Linked DNA regions of Homo sapiens: region 1 is linked to region 2. Evidence: chromatin loops called from intact Hi-C (ENCODE). Cell type or tissue: chondrocyte. All regions are shown on one strand. Links, peaks and the distances in the headings refer to the core of each region. The heading gives the core; the rest is flanking DNA. Region 1 overlaps SHANK2 (SH3 and multiple ankyrin repeat domains 2). Region 2 overlaps SHANK2 (SH3 and multiple ankyrin repeat domains 2).

Region 1 (8,325 bases), core at 301-8,300, 68 kb before region 2:
GTGTAAGGAGATGTGGAGGTGGGGACGCCACTTGGATGTCATGCAGGGCTCACTGTAGGTCTCACTCAGTGAAACCTGGCTGGGCGTCAGTCACCTGAGGGTTATAGAAACCTCGTCTCCAGCCCACACGCCCTGAATCAGAATCATGAGGCGAGAGCTGGGCATCCATGAAAGCTGCAGTGGTGATGCCGGGGGTCCCAACAGGCAGGCAAGGTGATGACCCACTGGCCCAGTGCAAGTTGACATTCCAGCCTCTTGATGTGGCCTGCCAACTAAAGTCTCCTCGACCCAAACACAAGCAGGTGCTGCGTTAATCTCCTAGTCTTAAGACTAGGACTGTCTTCCACAAACCCCTTGTTTGACAACCTAAATGTTGTTTCTTGAATGACTTTTGTGATCTAAAATATCCTGTAACTGAGACATCCTTACAGTTCAACTCAACAGCAGGCAGGCAGAGGGCAAACAACATTTGCAACAAATGTCCCAAGAAGGCTGTGTCCTTGTTTATAGCAGCTGAGCTGGATCTCCAAACCCTACAAGCCCTGCAGTGCTCCGCTTAACCCTCACAGTCATCCATATAGCATGTGTGTTCCTCCCCATTTTACAGATGGGGAAACTGAGGTACATAGGTGCAGTAACTACATGGCCATGTAGCTGGTGAGTGGAGAAGGTGGAATTCCAACCCACATTGTCTGACTCTGTAATGTCATGGCTCAAAGATGCCTGAACAACACTTTGATGTGCTTTATGTATAAATGGGCAAAAGGTAAAAAGAAAAGCAGTGCGGTGACTGTTTTATTTTCAAATTAGCAAATACTTTTTTGTGACTATACTCCTTGCTGGTGACAGCACTCATGTGTTGCTGGGGGAAAGCCTAAGTTGCCATAAATGTTTTCACAATCAATGTGGTAGTATGTAACAAGAGCCATAAAGCTGAACCAGGAATTTTACATCTAGGAATCCATGCTAAGGGAATAATTTTTTAAAAAACAGGTAGAAATCACGCCTGTAATCCCAGCACTTTGGGAGGCCAAGACGGGTGGATCACCTGAGGTCAGGAGTTCGAGACCAGCCTGGCCAATATGATGAAACCCCGTCTCTACTAAAAATACAAAAAATTAGCTGGGCGTGGTGGTGCGTGTCTGAAATCCCAGCTACTCAGGAGGCTGAGGCAGGAGAATCGCTTGAACCCGGGAGGCGGACGTTGCCGTGAGCCGAGATCACGCCACTGCACTCCAGCCTGGGTGACAGAGCAAAACTCCGTCTCAAAAAAAAAAAAACAAAAAAAACAAAAACAAAACCAGGTAGCAATTACAGTGTGGCAAAAACAAGGAGTTGGGGCAGGGAGGGGGCGGGGCTAATAGGAGAATGGTTCAGTGGCAATGGACATCTGTTGTGAATTCATAAGAAAGCATTAAAAATGATGTTTACAAGGAGCTCTTAATACCAACCAGAAAAGGTTACATTCTACTTAGTGAGAAAGGCAGAATCAAAATGATCAGCACAATATCATCTAATACCATCTTTCCCCAGTATAGTCATAGAATAGAAAACAAAAAGGAAAGGAAATATTAACCCCTAGGTGGTGAGATTGTGTTATTTTCTCTTTCTTTCAGATGTTTGTCTCAGATTTCCTAGAATCGAAGTATTCATATTTTGAAAAGTATCCATTTCATACATAGGAAACTGTGTCTTAGAAGAAAGTTATCTCACAGAGGAGACAAATGTTCAGCCCCCTTGGCACAGATAGTGCTGTTTGCTGTCAGAGGAAAAAGCCTTCCTGGGCATTAATTAATTTCCCGGGGCCATTCCTTACCCGCCTGCTGCAGGGCTCTGATGACGCCTATGGTTTTTGTGATTGTTTTCTTGGCCCTGAAGTGGCCAATCTCATTTTTGTGTTAATTTCTGCAAATAGGTTTTCCCTTGCAGTTAAAGCAGGTGGCAGTATCCTTCATCCTTGAAAAGTGGTGCTCGAGTTTGCTAATTACATTTTCCTCGTATTAAATACTTGCACGAGAGAGGGCGTGGATCTTCTTTATACTCGTGGTTTGTATTTAAGTCAGGATGCTAAGAGGGATGCCCTGGTGTTTTCCTCGGAGACCCTGGGAGTATCTCATAAGGCCGGGTGTGGTGGCTTATGCCTGTAATTCCAGCACTTTGGGAGGCCAAGGCAGGCAGATCACTTGAGGTCAGGAGTTCGAGACCAGCATGGCCAACATGGTGAAACCCTGTCTCTACTAAAAATACAAAAATTAGCTGGGCATGGTGGCATGTGCCTGTTAATCCCAGTTGATTGAATGCCAGCTCTGTGCTCAGCGCCTCTGACTAGCAGTCCAGTGCTGAGAGCCCAGTTCATCTCAGGTGATTCTGCTACTGTCACAACCACCCAATTTATCAACAGGAATACTGGGACCCAGCAAGCCTAATGACTGATCATGCTGAATATGGACTTCATTTTCTTTCTTTTTTTTTTTTTTTTTTTTTTGGAAGGCTGAGGCAGGAGAATCACTTGAACCCGGGAGCGGGAGGTTGCAGTGAGCCGAGATCGCACCACTGCACTCCAGCCTGGGCAACAGAGCAAGACTCTGTCTTGAAAAAAATATATATGTTTCTTGGGCTGGTATTTTAAAATGGGACTTGAGAAATGTGAGGTGGCCTCTAGCATGTTTGACTTTGCAACCAAGCTGGTGTGAAGAACAGTTGTTAGAGCTCGCTGCTCAAGGGTCAATCCCCACAGCTTCAGAGTTAAATATTACTTGGAGGAAAGAAAATGAAGTCCAGGCCGGGTGCAGTGGCTCACGCCTGTAATCCCAGCACTTTGGGAGGCCAAGGCAGGCGGATCACGAGGTCAGGAAATCGAGACCATCCTGGCTAACATGGTGAAACCCCGTCTCTACTAAAAATACAAAAAAATTAGCCGGGTGTGGTGGTGGGCGCCTGTAGTCCCAGCTACTCGGGAGGCTGGGGCAGGAGAATGGTGTGAACCTGGGAGGCGGAGCTTGCAGTGAGCCGAGATTGCTCCACTGCACTCCAGCCTGGGTGACAGAGCGAGACTCCATCTCAAAAAAAGAGAAAAGGGAAAGAAAATGAAGTCCAGATGCAGCATGATCAGTCATTATGCTTGCTGGGTCCCAGTATTCGTGTTGATAAAATGGGTGGTTGTGCTGAACTGGGCTCTTAGCACTGGACTGCTGGTCAGAGGCGCTGAGCACAGGGCTGGCATTCAATCAACTTTCTTTTTTAGAGACAGGATCTTGCTCTGTTGCCCAGGCTGGAGTGCATGGCACAATCACAGCTCACTGCAGCCTTGAGCTCCTGGGTTCAAAAGATCCTCCCACCTCAGCCTTCCAAGTAGTTCAGACTACAGGCACGCACCACCATACGTAGCTAACTTTTGTACTTTTTTATAGAGCCAGAGTCTTGCTTTGTTGCCTGGGCTGGTCTCAAACTCCTGGCCTCAAATGATCCTCCCACCTCAGCCTCCTGAAGTACTGGGACTAAAGATGCATGCACCCCACCCGGCCTCAGTCAGTATTTGTCATTGATTATCATCTTGTCTTTCATCATCATTAATGATGCCTGACTCAGAAGAGGAAACCAGTGGCTATTAGTTGAACAAACGGGGATAATAATATTATAATAATGACTGATGTTTGTTACCACTATTATTTGAAGCATGTAGCAGTCACAGGGCACACCCACCATGTGCCAAGTACGTCGGACACTTCCAGCCAAGAGTACATGAGCCATGGTTTCCTTGTGCCTCTGTTGTGAGGAACATCACTAATAGAGGTACCTGTCCCACCCCACCCGCCAGCCTCCAAAGTCCCTGGCAGGCATATCTCCTCCTTTGGCTCAAACCACTGCTCCCAGAGCACTTACCAGCCTGTACAATTCTCTGTTGGCATGGGTCTGGCTTTTAGATCACCTTGGAATTCCTATTCCTGATGCCCACTTTGCCCTCTAGCAGCAAATCCCAGGGCCAAGGCCAGAGCCCTGTTGTGGTTTGCCTGGTGCCAGCATCCCTTGGGTTTAGTGGTTCAGCCACATCACACAGCTCACATTTCTCTAGCTTTCCTTTTGGGGTATTGTGAGAGACTTTGTCACATGTCCTGCTGGTGGACCTGATGACCAATCTAGGAACTCTCCACCCCATCCCCAAAATTTCTTCCACTCTTATTTAGATGGTTTTGAATGGCTACTTAATAACCAAGTTAAAGACCAAACACCAGCTGATGTTAGCAGGAACCCAGGGTGACTGCTGAATTCTTCAGCCAGGGTCACATTGGTGCTTTGGTCATCAAGGCCAATATTTCATTGCATTCACACCAAAGACAAACAGGGTCTGTCCTGCATCCCTCTTGAGTGTGGGGTGTTTCTGTCCTGGCAGCTCAGTGGCTTCTCACCGTGTCGTCAGGATCCATTGACCAAGGGTAATAGCATTGGGGGCCTTTACTCTCTAAGGCTAATAGCACTGGGGATCTTCAGTCTCTGAGGCCAACAGCATTGGGGTCTGCTCTCTGAGGCTTAATGCACTGTGGTCTTTCTTCTCCCAGACAGAGGCCACTGCTCTGTGGGGAGCCCTGGATGGCGGGGAGGTTGGATCCCTTTTCTGCATGTGGCCTTCTGGGCCTGGGGAGGTCGTTCTCTTTGTCCTCCATATTGACTGGGAACAGGTGGTTCGGGCTGAGGAGTGGCCCAGGAATCTTGCTGAGAAGGTGGATGCGGGCAGCTCGGCAACTGCAAATCTGAAGTCTTGGCTCGTTCATTTTGGGGTTCTAATTTGAAGCATCAGTGATTTCAATTTCAGGCTATAAAAAGATTCAGAATCACTTCAGGGGACCATGGCTGCTGTGCTCAGATGCCATGGGACTGGCAGATGGCAGCACACAGGGTTGGAGAGAGGCAGAGAGGAGCCGCGGTCAAGGGCACAGGCTGTGCCATATGATCCAGGTTTGAATCCAGGCTCTGCCTCTTCCTAACTGTGTGAACTTGGGCAGGTTGCTCATTTCTTGGCCTCAGTTTCTTGAACTGTAAATAAAAGTGTGTGTGAAGCATGTAGCAGTTTCTGGCATCATGAGTTCTCAACAAATGGTGGCAATTGTAAAAATTACTTCTGAAGCTTCACTCATTCATTTCTGAAGCATACATTCTGCCTCCCAGGTACTGGGCTGGAAGAAAGACGTGAATCAGACACAGTTCCTTGAGGAACACACAGTCTAGAAGGGGTAGGCAAAAAGCAGAGTGTGGTGAAGGCCCCAAAGTAAATCAGGAAAAGGGCTTCATGAAAGATGGTGTTGGCTCCAGGCTTTGATGGGTAAGTGAGGTTTTTGCAGGCAGAACTGAGGAGGAAGGTCTTGAGCAAAAGCTTAGGGGGTCAGGAATGTTCAAGGTGGATTTGGGGAGTGATCAGATGCTATGAAGCTGGGCATGACCGGCTGGTCTAGTGGGGGCCTGGGTTGTTAGTGAAGTAGGTACAAATGTGTGTGGCTGTACAGCTGCACAGAGCAAGAGCATTGCTGGATCTCTCCAGGGTGCTGAACCCTTGTGTGGCATGGTCTCTCTCCAGGGTGCTGAACCACTCCAGGGCACTGGCTCTCTGCAGGGTGCTGAACTAGACAGCTGGGAGGATTGGATGCAGCCTTCCTCAGGAGTCTGGAGAAAGCCCTCAGCATGTCCCCTCCCTCCATCCCTGCACCTTTCATTTCTGTCCCCTGTGTCCTTGGAGTTTCTGGGCATAGAGGCTCATTACTTAGTGACAGTCTCATCTACTCGATGGAGAAATCTCTTCCACAAGGAGGGGCCAAGGAGCCAACATGGTTGAGCATCTGCTATGTCCTGCCATGTCCATCTGCATCTGCTTTGAGCCCCACTCCCCTCACCACTGAGGTTTCAGCTCACATGATGCCTTCTCAGAGAGGCCCCTCTTGGCACCCTCAGGTTGCCCTGACTCTCACACTCACACCGTGTGCTTCCATGACCATAGGAATCATACATCTCCCGTGTTAGGTGACTGACTTACTATCCACCTCCCTCAGGGAACATTCCCTGTGGGTCAGAGAGTTTGCTGACCAGGTCTCTGCTACATCTCCAGCATGCAGCACAGTTCAGAGAGATTAAGAAGCCTGCCCAGGGCCCTCCAGGGAGGTCTGAATCTAAGCTGACTCCAAAGCTTGTTTCTTTTGCACTGTGTCTGTCTGATGCTCCAGGTAAGTCCCAGATCATTGGGATGTAATCTTAACAGCCATCTTTTTCTGTGTGTGGATGCTGTACACCCAGCCCCAGGCTACATGGAGCGAAGGCTGCAGGAGGCATAGTGGGCTGACATCTCCATGTTGGAAGCTGCTGGCGCCAGGTCCTCTGATGCACCCATTGGTGCCTCTGGGTCCTCTCCACCTGCCCCCCTCCTCCCTCCCATACACCCACTGCCCACCTCCCAGTGTTCTCAGCAGGCTCTTGTTAGTACTGATTTCTCTTCGCCTTTGGTGCCCTTTCGTGGGGAGTTTCATGATACAAGTGGTTAGACTGGCAAATGAACTGGAGGAAGGCCCTGTGCTAAGTGCCCCACAGGATCTTTTAATTGATGGAGTTTGTCAGCCCTGGGAATTAGGGTGTGTGTGCGCCAACAGTAAGCAGAGTGGGATGAGAAGGGGAGTTAGAGCTGATGCTGTGGAGCCCTGAGAATGGTAGCCCCGCTGTGGTCTCATGAAATCAACCACCCACCAGCAAGTTCTCTACTTCCCTCTCCCCAGGATCTTCAGATGGGTCCCATGGAGCAGACTTTCCCATGCATCTCCTTTGTGTTCAGTCTCCATGGCAGGACCTAGGGGGTCATGGAGATAGACAGGGACGGTCCTGGGCATGTGCACCTCCTTCAGCACCCTCAGGGCTGGGGTTGCAGATGGAGGAGTGGGTTATATGGGTGAGAAGGGGAGATGGCACGTGTGCCAGGCCAGTGAGGAGATGAACGTCGCCATTGGACACTCTCTCTGGTCTCCGGAATGTGCCACACCCCTCCTGTCCCCAGACACTTGCCCACAGTTTTGCCTCCTCCACCTGCTTTACCAGGGCACCTCCTGCATCTGCTCCCTGAAAGTTGCCTGTGATGCCCGCTCATAACCCTCTGCCATAGTCACTTCCTGCACATGCCCCATCAGATAAGGGACCACCCAGAGCCGAGCACATGGCAGGCCACCAATAAATATTCCTTAAGGAAAGGAAGGCACCACTGAGGAGAGCACAGCCAGGATAGAACTTCCGTCTTGGACAAGGGTCTCCTTCCTCCCAAACCCCTTCCCCCTCTCCATCAGGGCCTGAACTTGAAAAGCTGATGGAGGTGGAGGGGTGGATTCATTTACATCAGAGAGAGCGTGAGAAGCCAGCCCTTCCCTGGAAGGTGCCAGCCTTCTCTCCCCAGGCCCACTGGAATCCTGAGGGGTTTACAGGGGGAATTGTACCCCTGGTCCTAGGAAATTTTGAGTAAACTTTACCCCCATATCTGCCTGATAGCCAGCTTTTACATTAGCATTATTTCACTGTGTTTCGAGTAAATCATGTCAGACACAAATAAAATTGGTAATGCAGAGAAGCCAAAGAAAAAACCAGGGATGCTGCCACCAGGAGACAGTGTCCGCATAACAAGGCTTATCTTTGTGGAATTTTACTTCTTTATATGTGTCTGTTAGTAATACATTTTGTCATGTGTTTATACACTTTTTTTTTCACTTGGGTATGTCTTTTTTATTGTGGTAAAATACACAGACCATAAAATTTACCATCAAACCCATTAGCACTCACTCTCCATCTCCCTCCCAGCCCCAGGCAAATACTCATCCCCTCTGGGTCTTGGGTCTGCCTGTTCCGGGCATTTTCCACCCACAGAATCATGCTCTAGGCAACCTTTTGTCTGGCTTCTTTCAGCATCGTGTGCTTTAGGTTCATCCGTATGGTAGCATGTGTCCGTACTACCTTCTGTTTGTGGGTGAATAACGTTCCACCATGTGGTTAGACCACAATTAGTTTATCCATTCACTAGTTCAGGGACACTTGGGCTGTTTCTAACTTATGGTTGTGAATAATGTCGACATAAACGTTTTTGTACCAGTTTTCGTTTTCAGTTCCTTAGGGTACATACCTAGGAGTGGAATTGCTGGGTCAGGTGGTCATTCTGTGTTTCTTGAAACTGCTGATGCACACCCCAGAGTCCCCATCCGGGGTGGGATGGGCGGGTGTTCAGTGAGTGCTGAGTTCACCACCTTCGTCACATGCCTGGGCAGAAGGACCGCAGAGGGAAGGGGGTCCTGTCCCCTTTTGTTAAGACAGAGC
Region 2 (8,325 bases), core at 109-8,108:
GGACGTGCTCAACAATGGGTTGCCATAAACCTTCAGTTTGTAACAAATGCAGTATCCCCAAAGCACAATAAAGCAAGGGGTAATAAAACAAGATATGCCTCTGCATCTTTTTTATACCTTTTCTCTGAATGTCGGACTCGCTGTTCCATACCATTTTGTAACCTACCCTTTTTTTCTGAACATGTGGGGAATATTTTTTCCTGTCGGTAAGCACTGTCATCCATGCCTTTGATGGCTGCGTAGAATGCCCCAGACCAATTTCGTTTTTCCCTGACTCTCATGTTTACAGATGTACCCGTGGTGCCGCGACAGGCTCCTTTCTCCAGATCGCTCTCCCCGCTTCTCCCCTCTGCCCCATTAGGGCCTGTCTAGTTAGGGGTCCTGTTGGCCAGGCTGCCTTTAGAGAAAGCATTTAGAGGAGGGACTGGCAAGTGCATTGCTTCATTTCTTGGTGATTCATGTGGCGTGGCATCCCTGGACATCTGAGAGAACTGCTTTCATAAAGCCCGGCCCAGCTCGCCGTGGAACTCTGTACGGCAGTGGAAGTGACGCAACAACCCTAGTGTTGTGGTCGGGAGAGCAACACAGGCCCTCAGCAAAGGGAGTGGGCTGCAGAGGAGCCATGGGCTAGAGTGTGACCCCATTTTGTTCAACAAGAGCACTGGCATGTGTCTGTATTCCTGCATGTGCCCAGCGGTGCATGGAGAATGACCTCGAATAACAATCTTCGGAGTGACGTTTGAGGTCGTCTCTGGGAGAGGAGTGAGGTGGGGGAGGGAAGAGGGAGACTTTGCCTTTTCTGCATTATTTTCATCTTTCCCAGGAGTGACGTATTCTGGGATGGCGTCTCTAGGCTCTGCCCACTCTGGGGGGGTGAGGTACTGGTGTCCTTCCCCGTTCCGGGGAGCGGTACCCTCGAGACACCTGCCCACTCCCGGCTCCAGCTGCGAGCCGTGCTTCCCTCGCCATTCCCCTAGGATAAGGGTCAAGAGATATAAATAAGGGAAGGAAATGCTTTTTTCAAATTGCTAAATTTCTCATTGCCAGTTGGTTTCCACAGCAACGGTGCCAGAGGCTGGCGATCTGTACTGAGAGTCTGCGTCCCAGCATGTGCCCCTTGGCCAGCCATGCAGGGGCCGCCTCGGAGTTAGCTTCCGAGGTCTCTGTGAAGAGTAGTGTGTCCAGGCTGCCCAGCTCTGAGTGACAAGCTATGCAGCACCTTGGGGCCCTCCTTGCCACTAGCCCCGGCCACGCCTTAAGAGAAGCCAATAGGTGACCCCGGCCCCAGAACCTCCCTCATTCGCACCTGCCCCTCCTGCCCCCAGCAAGCCTTCTAAGGCGCAAGTGATCCTTGTGCCCAGCTTTTAAAGATTCTTCCAGAGGGTCCCTGAGGAGGCACCCCATTCCCATCTTCCTGATCTGCCCCCACTGCCCACCTCACAGCTCTCTTTCCTCAAGCACTCCTCTCTCCCTTGCTGACTCCTGGGCGACATTCAGTCCTGACAGTTACATCCTAGAGAAGCCTTCCCTGACCTTCCCCCTAATTAGAATAGCCTCCACCATGTTACACAACCCAGGGCAGGCACCTGTGCGATTCTCCAAGAAACTTCACCACACTCGTGGCTACTTGTTCAGTTGTCACTTGCAGGTTGCAAACTCCACAAGGTCAGGGTTGAATCGGTCTTTTTCCCAGCTGTCTCCCTATGGGAGGTTGTCATTAAACAGTTCAGATAGCTGTTGGATGGATGGATGGATGGAGGAATGGATGAAGGATGGGTGGATGGATGGATGGGGGGAGGATGGGTGGATGCATGGATGGATGGATGGCTAATTGGATGGACAAATGCATGGGTGGGTGGGTGGGTGGGTGAGCAAATGGATAGATGAGTGGTTGGGTAGTTAAGTGGATGGATGGATAGAGGATGGGTGAATGCATGGATGGATGGATGGATGGATGGCTAGTTGGATGGACGAATGAGTGGGTGAATGGGTAGGCAAATGGATAGATGAGTGGGTAGTGGGGTGGGTGGATGAATGGATGGAGGGATAGATGGGTAGATGGATACATGAAAAGAGAGATGGATGGATGGGTGAATACATGGATGAATGAATGAGTGGGTGGGCGGGTGGATGGATGAATGGATGTCTGGATAAAAGCAAGCCTGTCCTTATTAGGAACAAAGAACAGGGAATGATTCTGGTCAATTTGTGTTAAATGCCAGGTGAAATTGGAGAGTATTGCAGGGCAGTGTGGCCTGGGACTTAGAGCTGTGAGGACCTGGGGCAGCTTTACCGACTGGCTGCTTCCCCATTCCTCCCTCATGCTGTCCCTGCCCCACTCTGCCAGTCTGTTCTATTGTCACTGGTCCCAAATTCTCTGCTTCAAAAATCAGCCCATCCAGCTGGCTCTACTGGTCATCCCTGCCCCATTGGCAGTGCCCTTTGCATCAGCTCTTGGCTTTAGCCCCTGCCAGCCAGTGGATGGACCACCTGTGATCAGGAGCCCACCCTCGAGTCAGGCGGTCTCCCAGGGCCCAGAGCCTGGCACCATTTCCCTTGAGCCAGAGTGGGCGTGCTGTGGCCTGAGCTGTGCCAGCTCAGAGGGGCTGCGAGGCGGTATTCACCATGCCCCCACACACAAAATCCAGTGCATCCAAGCCCCTGGGGTGGTAGCCACGGAGCTCAGGGGCTTGTCCTCCAGCCCTTAGGCCTCTGCGTCTCCGCTGACGATCTCAGGCACCAGCATGCACCAGACCGTGCCAGCACTGCCACTCTTTTCAGAACATGTAGTGGAATGACACAAAACAATTGCCTTCAGGGACTTGCTTTCCTGGATCCTTTGTCAGGCAGGTCCTGTGTACCGCAGTGTTTTAAAATGTAGGTTTTATTATTATTCAGGTATGGCGAGACCAACGGATCAGGGGGACAGCTGCTAACTCACTCTTCCCAGGAGGTAGGGGAGGCCATGCCTTGGGGGCCATTCAGGGAAGCACAAGGTCCATTAGGAGGCAGAGGGAGAGGGGGGAAATGTGGACAGGAGCTTTACCATGATTTCTGCAGGAAGGAGCAGACTAAGTAGGCAGTGTAAGTGGGTTTAGCGTTGGCAGCTGGAATCATTTCAGAGCTCTGGGGCCTAGGGCCTGTCCCTGGCTGTCCGGTACCCAGCCCTGGGGTGATGGGGGCAGGGTTAGTGGCTGGGAGCATGGGACCCGGATAGAGGAGGGGTGGGGTGGCCTCTGTTTTAGTTGGTTAGCATTTGAAAATCCAGCTCTCAGGTGAGCTGTTTACTTTCTCTAGGAATTGCCTGATTCTTGAGGGGCCATCCCTCCAGGGTCAGCAAAACCCTGGATGCCAGAGCATCAGAAAGAGAAAATAAAAGACACAGATGATAGGCCTGTCACACGGGATCGGAACACAGACTCAGCCCTGCATGTGATTCGAGCGCCAGGATGCCTGGCTTAGTAACTACCTCCTACCTTCGGACTCACCAGACCCGCAAGTGTGCCCTTGATCCAGGCCCCACTCTCAGAGCTGGGGACACATCAGGGGCCAACCAAGGGCAGAGTGGAGCCAAAGCGCTGGCAGGTAGACCCGAGTCACAGGCAGCCATCACGGCCGATAATTGAATGGCTCTGGGGGTCGGCCGGGGATGAGACCTTGAGGAGCATGCTCGCGGTGGCTGCAGAGTCATGCACGGTGGTCAGGCCATGCCCAGAGGTTAGAGGGAAGCAGGAGGGCTGTGCAGCTGGGCTGAGCAAGCTGCAGAGAGTGGCAAGGGAGAGAGGGGAGGCATGGCTGGGCCAGGCCGTGGGAACCTGTGGGCCACTGGGCCATGCTGGCTTTTACCTGTGAGGAGCGGGCAGCCCGCAGACGTTATACCGTGGGGTGATGGTGAGATCTTGTTGGGTTGCGGAGGATCGTTCTGGCCACTGGGTGGACAAAAGACTGCAGAAGGGACACACAGCCTCGATGGTTCATTAGGAGGCTCCTGACAGTGAGCGTGGAGTGGACAGGCTCCAGATTTTATCCTGAGCCACTCAAGATGGAGGGGGCTCAACCCCAGTGAATTTGGGATTCGATGACCCGGAGTGCATGTTTTCCGTGCCATCTGGGCAGCTGGCATTTAGCTGCGCTTTCCTGGCACTGCCCTCCTTGGAGCCAGAAGTCAGCCAGCCCCTTGCAAGAATCAGAGCTCATGAAAATCGCACCTGCCAGTATTCACCGAGCACTTGCTGTGCTGTAGGCACAGGGCAGGACTGGACTCCCTCTGCCTGTGCCACAGCCCCGAAGATCAGGGCACTGTGGATGCTGCTGCCACACGCTGGCCCCTGTTCTGCGGCTGGATCTTCTGGCTCTATCCTGGCCCTGTACCCTTGCCCTCCAGGTCACCTTCTCGCCACATGCTCCCTCTGCCAGCAAGGCCTCCTCCCACCTCTTGCATCAGTTGGGGACATGCTGCTAGGCCTTCTGGAGTCAGCCTGGGAATCCCCCATCTTTGGAGCCATACCTGAGCCCGTAGATAGATGAAGGCATCCCCGCTCTGGCCTCCGTAACTCCCTTACATGTTCTCAGCCACAGCCCAGTGCCCCTGCCCCAGGGCCAGGCACCATGCAGATTCTCCCCCAATCTTCCCTCTGTCCCCCGCTCCATGTGGCTGTCAGAGTGCTGAGCTGCACCCCCAGCCACAGGGCAGCACCCTGGCCCCACGAGCCTGCTGCAAGCCTCAGGAGAGTGAGCTGCACAGCAGACCCTGCCAGTGATTCCTGGGGCTTCTCAGACCTCACCAACACCTGAGGGTCCTGCTCATCAGACACGCACACCCCACCCCCATCCCCAGCCCAGACTGACTGACTCAGATCACCAGGGAGAGGGCCCAGGGTCTACATTTGTCTAAAGCCCCCCAGGTGGTTCTGAAGCTCCGCCAGCTTCTAGAACACCACCATAGCACACACAGATGCTGCCTGTGACACGCTGTGTTTTCGGCTGTCATCTCTGGGATAAGGCCCCTTCAGGGACCCCGACAGCATCGGAAGTGAGACCCTGCATCCCCACACCCGACTGGGTGCCCACCAGGACCTGTGAAGGCCCATCGCTCCAGGGCCACCCTCAGTGAACGAGGGGAGAGGTTTGCGTATCCTCCCGCTGCCTAGCCTGCACGCACTGGTCAGATATGGACCTGAGCTTATATCTGCTGCCTGCCGCCTCTATAGGGAGCTCAGAGGGACACACTGGCTCAGGGACTCCACAGGGAAGCTGAGTGGGTCCCATCTGCCGAGCAGGCCTAGCAGAGAGCATCTCAACCCAGCCCTCCCGTCACTTGCAGATGTGTGCATGAGCTAATTGGATCCGGCCGGGGCTGGCGGCCTCCACGGCATTCAGTCAGCAGTAGTAGAGTTAGCGGCTTGGAGGCCCCGGATGTGTGGGGACAGTTAGGTGGTCCTTTCAGCTGGTGCCAATGCCAGGCCCCTTCTCATCATGAGGATGGCGGCATTGGCCCCCTGGGGTGGAGCCCCTCTCTGCTTTCTTTGCAAGGCCTTCTCTGACTGATGGCACCTTGGACTCTCCGCCCTGGGTCTGTCTGCTGTCTCCCCAGGCCAACCCCTCCTCTGGCCTCAGCTCTTCGGCAGGGAAAGGAGACTGGACCTGGCCCGGGATCTGTCCCCTCCCATTGACCAGCAGCTCCTAGGGGAGGCAGGATGGCCTCTGTGGGCATGAGGCTCGGGGCAGAGCTGGCAAACATTTACGGCCCCAACCCTCGTGTGCCCAAGAGAGGAGATCAGGAGCTTTGCTCTACAGGACATTAAATCATAGTCCAAAGAGATTAAGTGGCTTCCCAGGGGCCATACCGCTCACACAGCTCAGAGCTGGCAGAGTGAGGCTTGGGGTGAGTTCCTCCAGTTCCAGGGCTGGACTCTCTATACTCATGGAATGCTGCTGTGTGCACCAGGCCCCAACTTCAGTCTTTGCCTTCAGCTAGCTAGCTTGATTGATTGATTGATTGATTGATTGACAGAGTCTCGCTCGGTCACCCAGGCTGGAGTGCAGTGGCACGATCTCAGCTCATTGCAACCTCCGCCTCCCGGGTTCAAGTGATTCTCCTGCCTCAGCCTCCCGAGTAGCTGGGATTACAGGCACGTGCCACCACGCCCGGTTAATTTTTGTATTTTTAGTAGAGATGGGGTTTCGCCATATTGGCCAGACTGGTCTCAAACTCCCAACCTCGAGTGATCTGCCATCTTCAGCCTCCCAAAGGGCTGGGATTACAGGCATGAGCCACTGTACCTGGCCTAGCTAGCTTTAAAGTACAGTGAGTTATGGTGTTGGTGAGAAGTAAAAAAAAAACAGTAACAAAAACTGAAGCACCAACAACCTTAATGTAACACAAAATATACCATTCAGATAGGAAGATGCCATCTTTGAGGAAGGCAGAGGCCTTTCCTAAGGTACTGGAACAGCCAGTCAGGTTTGTGGTTTTATTTCAGTGACTACAAGAGCTTTTCTTCCCTTGCCCTTCAAACGCTAGACTTACTTTTGCCGTCGTCCCTGATGGAGATCCTCATGGTGATTTCTGGAGAAGGGAGTGCCCTGAACCTTAATCTATTCTTGGTCCAGGTGCCTCTTGCCCCTAGATCTGGCATCCCCCCTCCCTGGTGGCTCCTCAGAAGGCCTCGCAGTGACGAACACTTAGGTGCTGATGACGGGGAAGAGCCAGAACTTTGAGAGCCCCTGGACCTGGTGGGCTCCAGGTCAGGGCAGAGTGACAGAGGAGTGTGGGGTGTATACCCACACGTGTGTGCTGCAGCATCCTGGGACCCACAGAGGGAACAGGAGGTGAGCCCCCCAGGGTCCCCCCAGCCAAACTGGCTCCAGACTTTGAGAGCAGCACAGGCTTTGTGGTCTCAGGGTGGCATGAAGATGTGGCCCGTGGCCTGCTGGCCTCGCTGTTCCCGCCTGCCCCAGCCCTGGCTCTGGCTGGGCAGCCAGCAGCGGGGAAGCGGCCTCAGGCCTGAAGAGTGGGAGGAAGTGGCTCCTGTAACCGCTGAGCCAGTGCCACGGCGCTGTCCTTGGTCCTGGCAAAACACCACTCCCTCCTCCTTCATCTTGAGCCCCCGTGGGTGCCACCAGGTGCCCACAATTTCTTCTGGCAACACCGAGCAGACCCAGACTGCCCAGACAAGGCCGGGTCCCCAGCAGCCCAGGCTGCAGGCCCACGCCGCTCATTGGCGGTCCAATTTCATCCTGCAGGAGGGTAAGGGACGCGATTGAGCATTCTGGAGGCTGGCACGGTCTGCAGTGACAAAGGGATGTTCAGAGACACCCTGCTGGTGGCCCCCTGGACACTGGGGCCATTTGGGGTACAGGGCTGAGCTCTCACCTTGTGGCTCATTACAGGGTCTTCAGTTGCAAAATGTAGCCAGTAAGGCTGCGCTGTGCCTCAGCCCAGCCACCCCACGCCCCTGTTTATTAATGACCAAAAGGGAGGGGCTGGTCTGCAAAGTGTCCCTTCGCAGCAGCCTGGTGGATGTCCACGGCTTTCTGATGTTCTCAGCCTTGTAGAAGTCAGCTGTGCACTTCCCGTGGCTGAGGCATTGGCAGCAAGTCACCACGAACCTGGTGGCTTCCAGCAACACGTGTTTATTATCTTAGCGTTGTGAAAGCCAGAAGTCCAATGCAGGGCTCACTGGCCTAAAGTCAAGGTGTGGTCAGGGCTGGTTTCTGCTGGAGGCTCCAGGAGAGCCTGTTTCCTTGCCTTTTCCACCTTCTAGAGGCCGCCTGTGTTCCTTGGCTTGTGGTCCTCCATCTCCAGCCAACAGCGTATCCCTCCAACTTCTGCTTCCATCCTCACCTCTCCAGCTCTGCTCCTCCCGGCTCCTCCTCCACTTATCAGGACGCTTGTGATGACGCTGAACATCAGGGCCATCTCCAGGTCTTCATCACATCTGCAAAGTCCCTTTTGCGGCTTATGGTCACACAGGTCCCAGGGATTAGGGCGTAGACATCTTGCAGCCGTGGCTTTGCTGACCACAGCAGGCTGACCTGCACAGGACAGGTCCCGGGGACACCGGGGGTCCTGGGATCCGGCCCAGGCCCGGGAGACACCACCTGGGGCCCAGCTCCATCCATGCCTGTCTTACATTCATGCCATCACCGCCCAGGCCTGGGAGATGCCACCTGGGGCCCAGCCTCATCCATGCCTGTCTTACATTCATACCATCACCCAAGACTGGGCTTTGCCTTATGGGGTGGCCTGCAAGCGCCACTTTCTGGGCAGAAGGAAGGGAAGGGATGTAGTGCCAGCTGCAGCCTCTTCTGGCTGTCCTCAGA

Evidence for each region. Hi-C counts contacts between places; a loop is a spot of excess contacts. Peaks named below come from ENCODE experiments on the same cell type or tissue, not always from the same donor. Only the 100,000 strongest peaks of a DNase experiment are listed, where the experiment ranks them.
Region 1: a loop joins it to region 2, with 2.1 times the contacts of the local background. A loop is called at or near these places in 2 of 110 quality-filtered maps.

What each region holds. Positions count from the first base shown.
Region 1 is chr11:70,647,728-70,656,052 of GRCh38, reverse strand. All of the region lies in intron 17 of SHANK2 (SH3 and multiple ankyrin repeat domains 2), which reads left to right. Among named protein-coding and RNA genes, the nearest start is that of SHANK2-AS1, 25 kb to the right of the region's middle. RefSeq lists a silencer at 5,435-5,729. In chondrocyte, for the core only: no CTCF peak of the experiment used is centred there; no DNase peak of the experiment used is centred there.
Region 2 is chr11:70,579,372-70,587,696 of GRCh38, reverse strand. All of the region lies in intron 17 of SHANK2 (SH3 and multiple ankyrin repeat domains 2), which reads left to right. Among named protein-coding and RNA genes, the nearest start is that of SHANK2-AS1, 43 kb to the left of the region's middle. RefSeq lists enhancers at 2,487-3,027, 3,579-4,081, 4,082-4,583, 4,584-5,086, 8,086-8,325. In chondrocyte, for the core only: no CTCF peak of the experiment used is centred there; DNase peaks (open chromatin) are centred at 1,206, 4,406, 5,096, 8,106 and 6 weaker places.